3 separate regions of the Homo sapiens genome follow, and regions 1 and 2 are each linked to region 3. Evidence: chromatin contacts called from ENCODE Hi-C or POLR2A ChIA-PET data. All regions are on one chromosome and are shown on one strand. The core of a region is the stretch at or near the end of the contact, and the rest is flanking DNA. Distances in the headings are between cores, read along the strand shown. Region 1 overlaps CENPP (centromere protein P). Region 2 overlaps CENPP (centromere protein P). Region 3 holds the start of ECM2 (extracellular matrix protein 2).

Region 1 (3,341 bases), core at 523-3,022, 72 kb before region 3:
TCCCCAAATGAACTGAAGCTGGAATGAAAGGGACTGACCAGAAGATTCCATCAAACCTCATTTTGTTAGCCCTATATACAAAGTATTATTTGTCAACCCAAGTATCTGGTTAGCTAGCTGGAAAATGCTCTCCTTTTTTCAAGTCTTGATGAAATATTTCCCTTCTATATTAGCAATAAAGACGGATGAAGATAATTGAAACATCTTTATGAATAGCAATAATAGTTTCCATGACTGAATTTATTTTGATAACAGAATCTATTTTGAATTTTAAAATAAATAAACTAGGGAGCAGAAAAATAATTCTTCTAAACTGAGAAGGTTCTAATTTCTTGAATTTTGATTAATTGAGCTTAATTGTATTTATGGAATGATTATGTGGACCCTCCAGTATGTAAGGTAAAGGTTCTGTCCTCAAAGACATTATTTGCTAATTTAGAGCAGATCCATCATACATACAAAAATCACTAGAAAAATAGCTGGTGCAACGTGCCAGCGAATCTAGAATAGGTTGTACAAAGTTGGAAGAGAATAATCTCTGGGAGAGGACTTGTAGAAGTTGAGGGAACTGTTGTGTCCCTTAGGAAATGGGGAAGGTGGGTAACCAGAGAGAAGATTGAAGTGTAGCCTCTAGGATAAAACGAGCAGAGGTGTGAATTTGGCAGAAGCTCAGTAACTGCTGACAAATGTTAGCACACTTTTGTACCGGAATTTCTGTTCCCACCCTGTCTTCAAACAGGTCTCCCCTCTTCCCCACATAATATTATGCAGTAGAACTTCCTGAACGAATAGGAAAGAAGACATTTTCATCCTGTCCACATGATAACTTGTTGGGTCTGGTAAGGACCCTCAGGATACCTGCATCCTTTCATCTTGCCACAGGGGGTAATACTGACTGGATTATGCCATGCAGGCAGTCAGCTTTCACAGGTTAGTGAATTCTGAATGTCAAGGGGATTTGAAGGAATAGTTATTTAAGTTGAGAGATTTGATTCCAATTTAAATTTCTAAAGATTCCTTTTGGCTTTGAAAGAATCTTGAAAACTCATGAGAAGTTAAACCTTTACTTTTAAGATACACTTTGAAATTTAAATAGAATTTTGCAGTGTAGGAAAGACTTTTGGTGTGAACATAAAGAATGGCCATGTCAGGAGATGTGGCCTGGAACAGCAGCTCCCTCCTCCAGCCCTGTAGGCTGTCCTCCTCTCCTCCCTCTACCTTCCTCTTTTCCTTGTCTTCACTCTCCTTTACTGGATGTTATCTTCCAGCAGATGAAAGGGATTTTATATGTTTAACTTATTGGGTAGCATTTGCATTTTTTGTTGTTTTTCTAAAATGGGAAGGTAAATGTAACATTTTTGGTTTCTTGTAGAAAAACATCCACCTCCTTTAAAGCTACACTGAGGTGTTTTTTTGGATTTGTATAGTTCTGAATTAAACTGTTGTTTTCCTGGATAGAAAAGTTATTTTTCCTCTTTTACTTTAGATGATCTTTAGGTGACCTAAGTGAAAGGTCACCTCTTGATTAATAATAACAGCTTTACTGTGTCTTTTAAATTATCTGTATATGTTTGTTTTATTGATCTTCTGGATCAGGTGAGTAGATTAGAGGGGGTCGTGATGAAGTTGCTGCTTTAACTCATGGATACTGAAAGACGGAGCTGTTGGAAAGTAAAAATATGTTGTTAATCATAGGGGTTATTTTTGGCCCAGTTAGTCATCAAAGCAAAGAGAGCATGTGCCCTTGTTGGGAATAAGGAAAGCAAGACTTTGAGCAAGAGTTCCAAGAAAGGCAATCCTATGCAGCTAATCATCAGACAGGGAGCTTGGAAGTAATGGGTTAGAACACTGGTCATCTGGCAGACTTAAGGAGCATTCTACTTGAGGTGCTAGCCTTGGGTCACACAAAGCCATGATAAAGAGCACAGTGCTCATCTTGGTAATGATTATGTCACAGGTGGTCACTTCCTACGTGCTGGATGTTGTCCTCAGACCTTTCTGTGTATTGGCCCATTAGTCTTCACAGTACACCTGGGAAGAAGCTGGGTACAAAATGCCTTGCCTTGAATGGCATGTCCATTCCTGCCAGAGCCAGGGGCTGCCCAGTCTGGGCTCATAGGCTTCACCTCAAACTGTGGCTAAATGCCTGGGGACAGGGTCTCTTGCCCCATCTATCTTTCTCTGCTTTCTTCTGTATAGAATTCTCTACCTCTAACAGGTACTGCACAGAATGACAGGTATAAATGAGTAAATGTCAGGAAAGAGAAGGAAAACTAAAAGTTCATTGCTTCTTAATGTTTATTCTTAGTGGAGTAAAAAAAATTGTGGCTTAATTCTGTCAGGAAAAAGGCACTACATATGGCATTTTATGTGTGTGTAGACTATATTGACCAGATTTACTGGTGCAAAGATTTCTAGTTGCAGTGTATACTGCACAGTTTACAATATTAGATTGAATCGTTATTGAAAGGTGACAACTTTAAAATACCATATCTTAGATAAAGTAAATACAAACCTTTAGGAACTGAGGTCAGTTTTGCTTCTGCAATTCTGATATGGAACACCGTCACCCCTTCAAATGCCCCTGGCTCTATCCCATTATTATCAAGAGGGTTTGCACTCATTTCTGTCAGGGGAGAATGACATGACTTAGCACACATAGGTTGTATATAAAGGAAACTCACAGTGCAGAGAGACACATCCCAAGAATGAATATCCCAAGAAGCGTGAGCTTCATCCTTTAGGCTCATTTTCACTCGGTATATCTGCTTCTGTCTATCTACTGTCCTTTCTGTCAGCATCAGAAAAATACGGCTTTGTATTATGTAAACTGGAATATATGAGAAGTTCACTATTTTTCACTTTGAATTACCATATCAGTGACATTTTCACTCTCCTCCAACCATGAGCACAATTAAGGTTTTGTTATTGTAATAGTGCATCAAAAAAGATCATCCTTCATATAATCCAAAATGTTTATGTTTTTCTGTGTACATTTTTGTGTCTTAAACTTTTTTTAAATTGTAAGTCAATTAGAAATTGTTGTTTTGTTAGCAGAAATATAACCTTGAAGAAATGCCAGTAAGTGAGGCCAGGCACTTGGTTGAATTAAATGAATAAATGAATTAGTATCTTGGTTATGAATTTTGAATGGATATTATAGGGAGATGGCATGGTTATATGATAGGTGTCAGAAATAAAATCAGGTAGAGTTTTAAATATAAGACAAAAAATTCCTCACATCGATAATCTTAAAGCAGATAACCAAATGTTAGGTGCACATTCCAAATAATATCCAAACTAATTTTGTGTATTATATTTGAGTAGCTTATGCAATACAT
Region 2 (3,522 bases), core at 1,023-3,522, 95 kb before region 3:
TTAGGGTAGTTTTACAGTAAGTTCTGCCATTGGAGAGTATACATCCTCTAACTTTGTTGTTCTTTTTCCAAATTGTTTTCACTGTTGTAAGTCCTTTGCATTTTCATATAATTTTTGAGATTGGTGTGTCTACATCTACCATTATTAAGATTTCATAATGATTGAGTGCTTAGTATTTAAACATTGCATTTAAACTGCTTCATTTTTGACTGGGTGTGGTGGTTCTTGCCTGGAATCCCAGCACTTTGGGAGGCCAAGGCAGGTGGATCACTTGAGGTCAGGAGTTCGAGGCCAGCCTGGCCAACATGGTGAAACCCCGTCACTACTAAAAATACAAAAATTAACCAGGCATGGTGGCATGTGCCTGTAATCCCAGCTGCTTGGGAGGCTGAGGCAGGAGAATCTCCTGAACCTGGGAGGCAGAGGTTGCAAAGCTGAGGTTGCATTACTGCACTCCAGCCTGTGTGACAGAGCGAGACTCCATCTCAGTCAATCAATCGGTCAATCAATAAACTGCTTCATTTGTTATTGCTACGTGGTATGGCCTTAGTAAATGCTTGGTGCTGTTCTTTTGTTCTTATTAAGATTTTCCAGTATGGGGAAGTGACTTAGATTTTTTTGCATATGAAGCACAATTCTGTTTGTCCGTTTTCAAGTATTTCATCTTTTTGTTTTCCCAAGTATTTTTATTAGATCGTGTGTTATTATTTTTGCTTCTAGTTAGAAGTTATTGGCTAAATTTTAAAAATATAATAATAGTGGCTTAAGACTATTTTAAAGTAGACCTGGCTTTCTTGTCTTTATTTTCAGACTTCCATAGCTTATTAGAATAAGACTGCCCTCCCATGGTGAAAATTAGGTAATTTTTTTCAGTAAATTTAATGGGCTTATTTTTGGAAAAAATAATTTAAAATATATATATTTTTAAAATATGTGGGAAATAAGTGATAAGCTATTCTGTGTTTCCAAATAAACAGAGATTGTAGAATCCTCCCCAGCCCCCACTAGCTATAGAGTCACAGTGGCTGACCAGCATGGGAGGCCCTGGCCACAGCTTTTCATGAGTTGGTGGTCTTAAGTCACCTGTCTCTCTGGAGAATCAGTTTTATAATCTTAAAATGAAGAGGTTTCAATGAGGCTGCTCCACATCTAAACTTGTGTGGCTCCTTTGTCTTTCTATGCCACCTTCTCTTTGTCTTCCTATTATTTTATGGGATATCGCTTTATATCTAGTCCTCTTTCTCAATCCCATGTTAAAATTCTTGGAATGCTCTTGAGTCTTATTGGTCTGATCCCCTCTATATTTTCTGTAGAATTATGTAATATTACTACAAGTACCATTTGGGTGAAAGGAACTCTTTGATCTTCAAAGTAGTGAAATGATTCTAAGTATGGATAAGAGTGGTGAATATAGAGACCTAGGAACCAGAATTTCTGTTACTTATGTTTATTCAAGTTAATATTTACAGTGGCCTCCCCTTATCCACAGTTTTGCTTTCCCCCATTTGAGTTACCCATGGTCAACCATGGTCCAAAAATATTAAATGGAAAATTCCAGAAAGAAATAATTCATGTTTCAAATTACATGCTATTTTGAGTAGCCTGACGAAGTCCTGTGCTGTCCAGCTCTGTCTAGTCCAGGACATGAATCATCCCTGTGTGCAACATATCCACACTATATACACTCACCTCCCATTAGTCACTTAGGGTTATCAGATCACCTGTCATGGTATCCCAGCACTTACGTTGTAGTAAACCTTATGTCAAAGAGAATCTATAACGGGGTGCCTAGTCTTTTGGCTTCCCTGGGCCACATTGGAAGAAAAAGAATTGTCATGGGCCACACATAAAACACACTAACACTAGTGATAGCTGATGAGTTAAAATAAATAAATAAATAAATAAATAAATAAATAAATAAATCACAAGAAAACTCATCATGTTTTAAGAAAGCTTACGAATTTGTGTTGGGCCACATTCAAAGCCATCCTGGGCTACAGTGGGCCATGGCTGTGGGTTGGACAAGCTTGATCTATAAAGTGCTTCCCTTAAGTGAAAACTTTTCCCTTAGTAAAAGTTCTCAACTTAATAAGGAAAGAAAAAGAATGGTATGGTAAGAGTGCTAACATCTGTAGTAAGACCAAATCTCCTATCTGTAAAATTGTGAAGAAGGAAAAAGAAACTAGTTTAGTTTCCTGTTGCACCTCAAACTGCGAAAGTTATGACCACAATTAATGCATTATAAGTATTTAGTTAAGAGGGAAAAGGCATTAAATCTGTGAGTGGAAGACGTGAACAGAAATGTGTTTTGACTGACAACAATCAGGTTTTGTACTTGCTGTGGTTTCAGGCATCTACAGGGGATGTCTTGAAACATATCCCCCAAGGTAAAACCGAGACTATTGTTCAGTAAGTCCTCACTTAACATCGTCAATGGGTTCTTTGAAACTGCGACTTTAAGTGAAATGACATATAATGAAACCAATTTTACCATAGGCTAATTGTTATCAAACAAGTGTTAAGTTCCTGTGGCATATTTCTGGTTATAGAATCATCACCGAACTTCGTAATGAAGACCCAAAACACTTCTAATATTAAACATTGAAATAAATGTGAGCTATCTGTATGTTTAAGAAAACGTTAATAAAAAACAAGTGCATGAATTTTTGTATTTTATTAGTCATACTTTTGGATGTTACTTACATGGTATGTAACTACAGTGTTAAAATTAATCAAGCTACATATTTATCATCTATGTACTTTTCTATACATATATCAAACATCAATAGAAAGTTTATAAGAAGTCGACAGTATGGATTCAACTACTAATTTATAGGAAATGCAGACAGAGGAATATGTTAAAGTACACCACAAGTACGCAGTCAGCAAAATCTAGACTGTGGGAAATGCCTGTGAGACAAACAACTTGGTTTCTCCATCAAATAAAATGTAAGGAAGAAAAAAAGGGATGAAGGGGAAATGTATAGGTTAAAAAAGACTTAAAAGGTATATTGGCCAGGTGCAGTGGCTCACACCTGTAATCCCCACACTTTGGGAGGCTGAGGCAGGCAGATCACTTGAGCCCAGGAGTTCAAGACCAGCCTGAGCAACATAACAAGACTCCACCTCTACAAAAAACACAAAAGTCAGCCTGGCATGATAGCGCGTACCTGTAGTCCCAGCTACTCAGGAGGCTGAGGCACGAGAGTCACTTCAACCGTGGAGGTGGAGGTTGCAGTGAGCCGAGATCGCGCCACTGCACTCCAGCCTAGGTGCCAGAGTGAGACTCTTAGGAAACAAAGCAAAACAAAACAAAGACTTAAAAGATATATCAACTTATGACATCTGTGTGGGCCTTATGTGGATACTGACTCAACAGACAAACGAGTTTAAAAATTGTGGAACAGTTGGCAAGTTGAACATTTGCTGGGTTTGATGATAGTAAGGAAATATTGTCAATTATTTTTTGGTATGGTAATTGTATTGTAGTTAATGTTTTAAAAAGTAGAGAGAGGTATTCTT
Region 3 (3,151 bases), core at 195-2,694:
AGGTTACTGGAACAACTTTTTGAACAACTTTTTGCAATCTACTTTAGTTTTAGAAAAATTAACATGCAGCATGTAAAGAAGGACCAAATCCATTAGCTGATTGGCACCTGAAATCATAAAAGTCAATTCAGAGAGCAAAGTAGTATGTTGGAAGGGAATAACAACAACAGCAGGGGAAAGCAATATGAAAACCTGAACTGAGAGACAAAGTGAAACTAGAATTTGCTGAGTGGCATGGCAAGTGTGCTCTGATGGATATCATAAGTGCTCTGCAATGCATGAAATGTATACATTGAAATTTTCTTGCATTAACAATTGTATGTGCAGACCTTCCATCCTGTTGTGAGGAGTCAGGGCCTAGACCTCGAGGCTCTAGAGTTAAACTCTCATGAGGGTCTCAGGCATCCTGCTGTCCTGAGGCATCCTGAAAGCACTCACTTATGGGGCATTGCCTGATTGAGTGCTTAGGAGTGTGAATGTGCCAGCTGTGGCCATTCTGAGCACACCCCTCTCTCCCAGTATCCTCATTCTGGAAACTACCTCTCTTTCTTTTTTTCCCCCAAATTGACTCACTTTTACTTACCCAGAAATCTAAATAGATAGGCACAGAAATAAACTTACAGAGCTATTTGAATTTTGACAAAATCAGTATCTAAACAGTCTCACTACAGTGTTTAAATACATTTTAGGAAATGGTCTCTCAATACTAATTTTACTATTAATGCTTAGGCCCTCATTATTTTCATTGATATACAGAATTTTGCTTTGCACTTAATATTTGCTTTCATAAACAACTTCGTAATTGAGTGTTTGCCTCCTAGAGGTAAATTTTCTGGGATTCCAATCATAGTATCATTTTTATCAAGTAATTTTTTTCCTTCTAGCACTTACTGTGTTTATCCCAACATTAAATATTATTTATAAACCTTGATTAACTTATTTTTCTTCATTTAAAATTTCTTACCAGTTATCTTAAGTAAACTTTAAAAATATTAATTTAGAATTTTAAAATTCTACATGAAGTCATGAGATGTCTATTATCTATTTTCACTTCATTCAACAGATTTAAAATGAAAAATATTTTGAATTATTTATGTTCTTTTAGGACTTAAAAATTAATAATATTTTCAAACCAATTTATACTTCTATTGAACACATAATTCCACCTAAACATATAAAAATAATTTAATACTAAGTATACAAGGTCTGAAATACTTGGGAAGTACATCGTGAAAAAAACAAACAGAATAATGCATACTTTGAACTTTAAAAATCTATTAGTAACGAGCTAATTTACTCAAGAGTTAAACAGTTGTGAAATAAAATACCCAAATATTAAAACCATTCCACATGCTAAGTAGAAACTTAAAATTTAAAACTTTTTTACCTGGAGATCTAAACTAAGTAGGCTTTGCTTGGTGTCATTTAAGTCTCCAGCTGAAAATGAAACAAAATCAGAGCTTTCTTTAAAAACAAAGAAAGGACAGAAGGGAATGTTGAAAAGTATTTGCTGAACTTCTTAGTAAAATCTAAAATAACTGCCTCCCTTGGGGATAAATGCCTTTCAGTTCTTTGTGCAGAAAATCAGCCAAGAAAGTAACCAGGGAAAATGGTTACCAAGGGAAATATTTTTTTTAATCATAAGAAAAGTAGAAAACAGCAGTGGGTGTGGGGGAAGAGCATTTTGTTTGCAGGCTGAAAAGGCAGAGTTGGAAACACAAAAATGAGCTTGATTAAGAAATCTGTGGTTTTCATAGACTATTCGCATTAAAAATGTTAAAGTTTATACTAGCCAGGATGATGTCACTTGAGCTTTATCAGATTATAGGGATGATATTCTCGTCAGCTAAAGGCTGTGTATATCTGGAATCTATTTTAAATTGGATTAATAATATTTAACTCATCTGCCCACCCACCTCGATCTCACACACAATACTAACAAAACGACAACAACAAAAAAATGGTTACGTATTAATATCAGTGGAAATTATGTAACTTCTAACCATGAAATAATAGAAAGAAAATGTGAAAGGGAGCTGTGTGGCTCCTAATTACCTGTTACGCTGGCAAATTAGTTGTGTACTTTGGCCTCAGTTTCTTTATCTGCAAATGAGAAGTTAGAGACAGATCAGGATTCCAAGCGCAACCCTGCTGTTTATGAGGGACCTTGAGTAAGTTACTTAATGTTTCTGACCAAAGTTCACTCTTCTGTAAAACTAGGGTGATACCTTTCAAATTTTTCTGAAAATAAAAGGAATAACAGATATGAAGGTCCTAACTCAGTGCCTATCCTAGACTAGGTAATTTTAGAACTATTTTTTAAATTTTTTTTTTTTTTTTGAGACGGGAGTTTTTGCTCTGTTGCCCAGGCTAGAGTGCAATGTCGTGATCTCAGCACACTGAAACCTCCGCCTCCCAGGTTCAAGGGATTCTCCTGCCTCAGCTTCCCGAGTAGGTGGGCTTAAAGGCGCCTGCCACCATGCCAGATTAATTTTTGTATTTTTTTTTTTAGTAGAGATGGGGTTTCACCATGTTGGCCAGGCTGGTCTCGAACTCTTGACCTCATGTGATCCACCCACCTCGGCCTTCCAAAGTGCTGGGATTACAGGCATGAGCCACCGCACCTGGCCTGAAATTCTTATATCGTTATTTCAGGGGTCCAAATCATTTGGCAAAGAGGAGCTAAATATTTGTTTAAATGACGTGGTTAGACTGAATCAGGATTTTGTAAAATGACCTAGATAGACTGAATCAAGATAAGGGACTAAATACATAAGCCACTCAACTTCCTAAAAATAAGGAAAATGATATCTATTTTTAAAAATGTAAAACTAGCTGAGTGCAGTGGCTCACACCTGTAATCCCAGCACTTTGGGAGGCAGAGACAGGTGGATCACCTGAGGTTAGGAGTTTGAGACCAGCCTGGCCAACATGTGAAACCCCGTCTCTACTAACAGTACAAAAATTAGCCGAGTATGGTAGCACATGCCTGTAGTCCCAGCTACTCAGGAGGCTGAGGTAGGAGAATCACTTGAACCTAGGAGGCGGAGGTTGCAGTGAGCCAAGATTGTGCCATTGCACTCCAGCCTGGGCAACAGAGCGAGACTACATCTCAAAAAAGAAAAGAAAAGAAAAGAAAAAGATGAGTACA

The links. Hi-C counts contacts between places; a loop is a spot of excess contacts on that map. ChIA-PET counts read pairs that join two places held with the same protein, here RNA polymerase II (POLR2A). Pooled maps may share reads with other maps.
Region 1: a loop to region 3 is called in a map of ascending aorta, with 8 times the contacts of the local background. The contact joins the enhancer-like site here to the promoter of ECM2 in region 3. A Hi-C loop is called at or near these places in 4 of 168 maps with a recorded cell type or tissue (CD8-positive, alpha-beta T cell, aorta, ascending aorta and 1 more) and 6 of 50 pooled maps. POLR2A ChIA-PET finds 5 or more read pairs at or near these places in 2 of 52 experiments (Panc1 and activated B cell).
Region 2: a pooled map shows a loop between it and region 3 (2.6-fold over the local background). The contact joins the enhancer-like site here to the promoter of ECM2 in region 3. A Hi-C loop is called at or near these places in 1 of 168 maps with a recorded cell type or tissue (heart left ventricle) and 2 of 50 pooled maps.

What each region holds. Positions count from the first base shown.
Region 1 is chr9:92,462,404-92,465,744 of GRCh38, forward strand. The region is part of intron 5 of CENPP (centromere protein P); the gene reads left to right. ASPN (asporin) reads right to left here. Exons shown (of 8, transcript NM_017680.6): 5 at 2,516-2,626. Among named protein-coding and RNA genes, the nearest start is that of ASPN, 18 kb to the right of the region's middle. Within about 2 kb of position 1,773, at least 2 of the 41 ENCODE cell types and tissues checked have a DNase peak (open chromatin) inside an H3K27ac peak, as active enhancers do; they include ascending aorta, where a contact is called at or near this core.
Region 2 is chr9:92,438,464-92,441,985 of GRCh38, forward strand. All of the region lies in intron 5 of CENPP (centromere protein P), which reads left to right. Among named protein-coding and RNA genes, the nearest start is that of OMD, 16 kb to the left of the region's middle. Within about 2 kb of position 2,273, at least 2 of the 41 ENCODE cell types and tissues checked have a DNase peak (open chromatin) inside an H3K27ac peak, as active enhancers do.
Region 3 is chr9:92,534,546-92,537,696 of GRCh38, forward strand. It overlaps ECM2 (extracellular matrix protein 2), which reads right to left and starts at 1,445. Exons shown (of 10, transcript NM_001393.4): 1 at 1,388-1,445. All of the region lies in intron 5 of CENPP (centromere protein P), which reads left to right.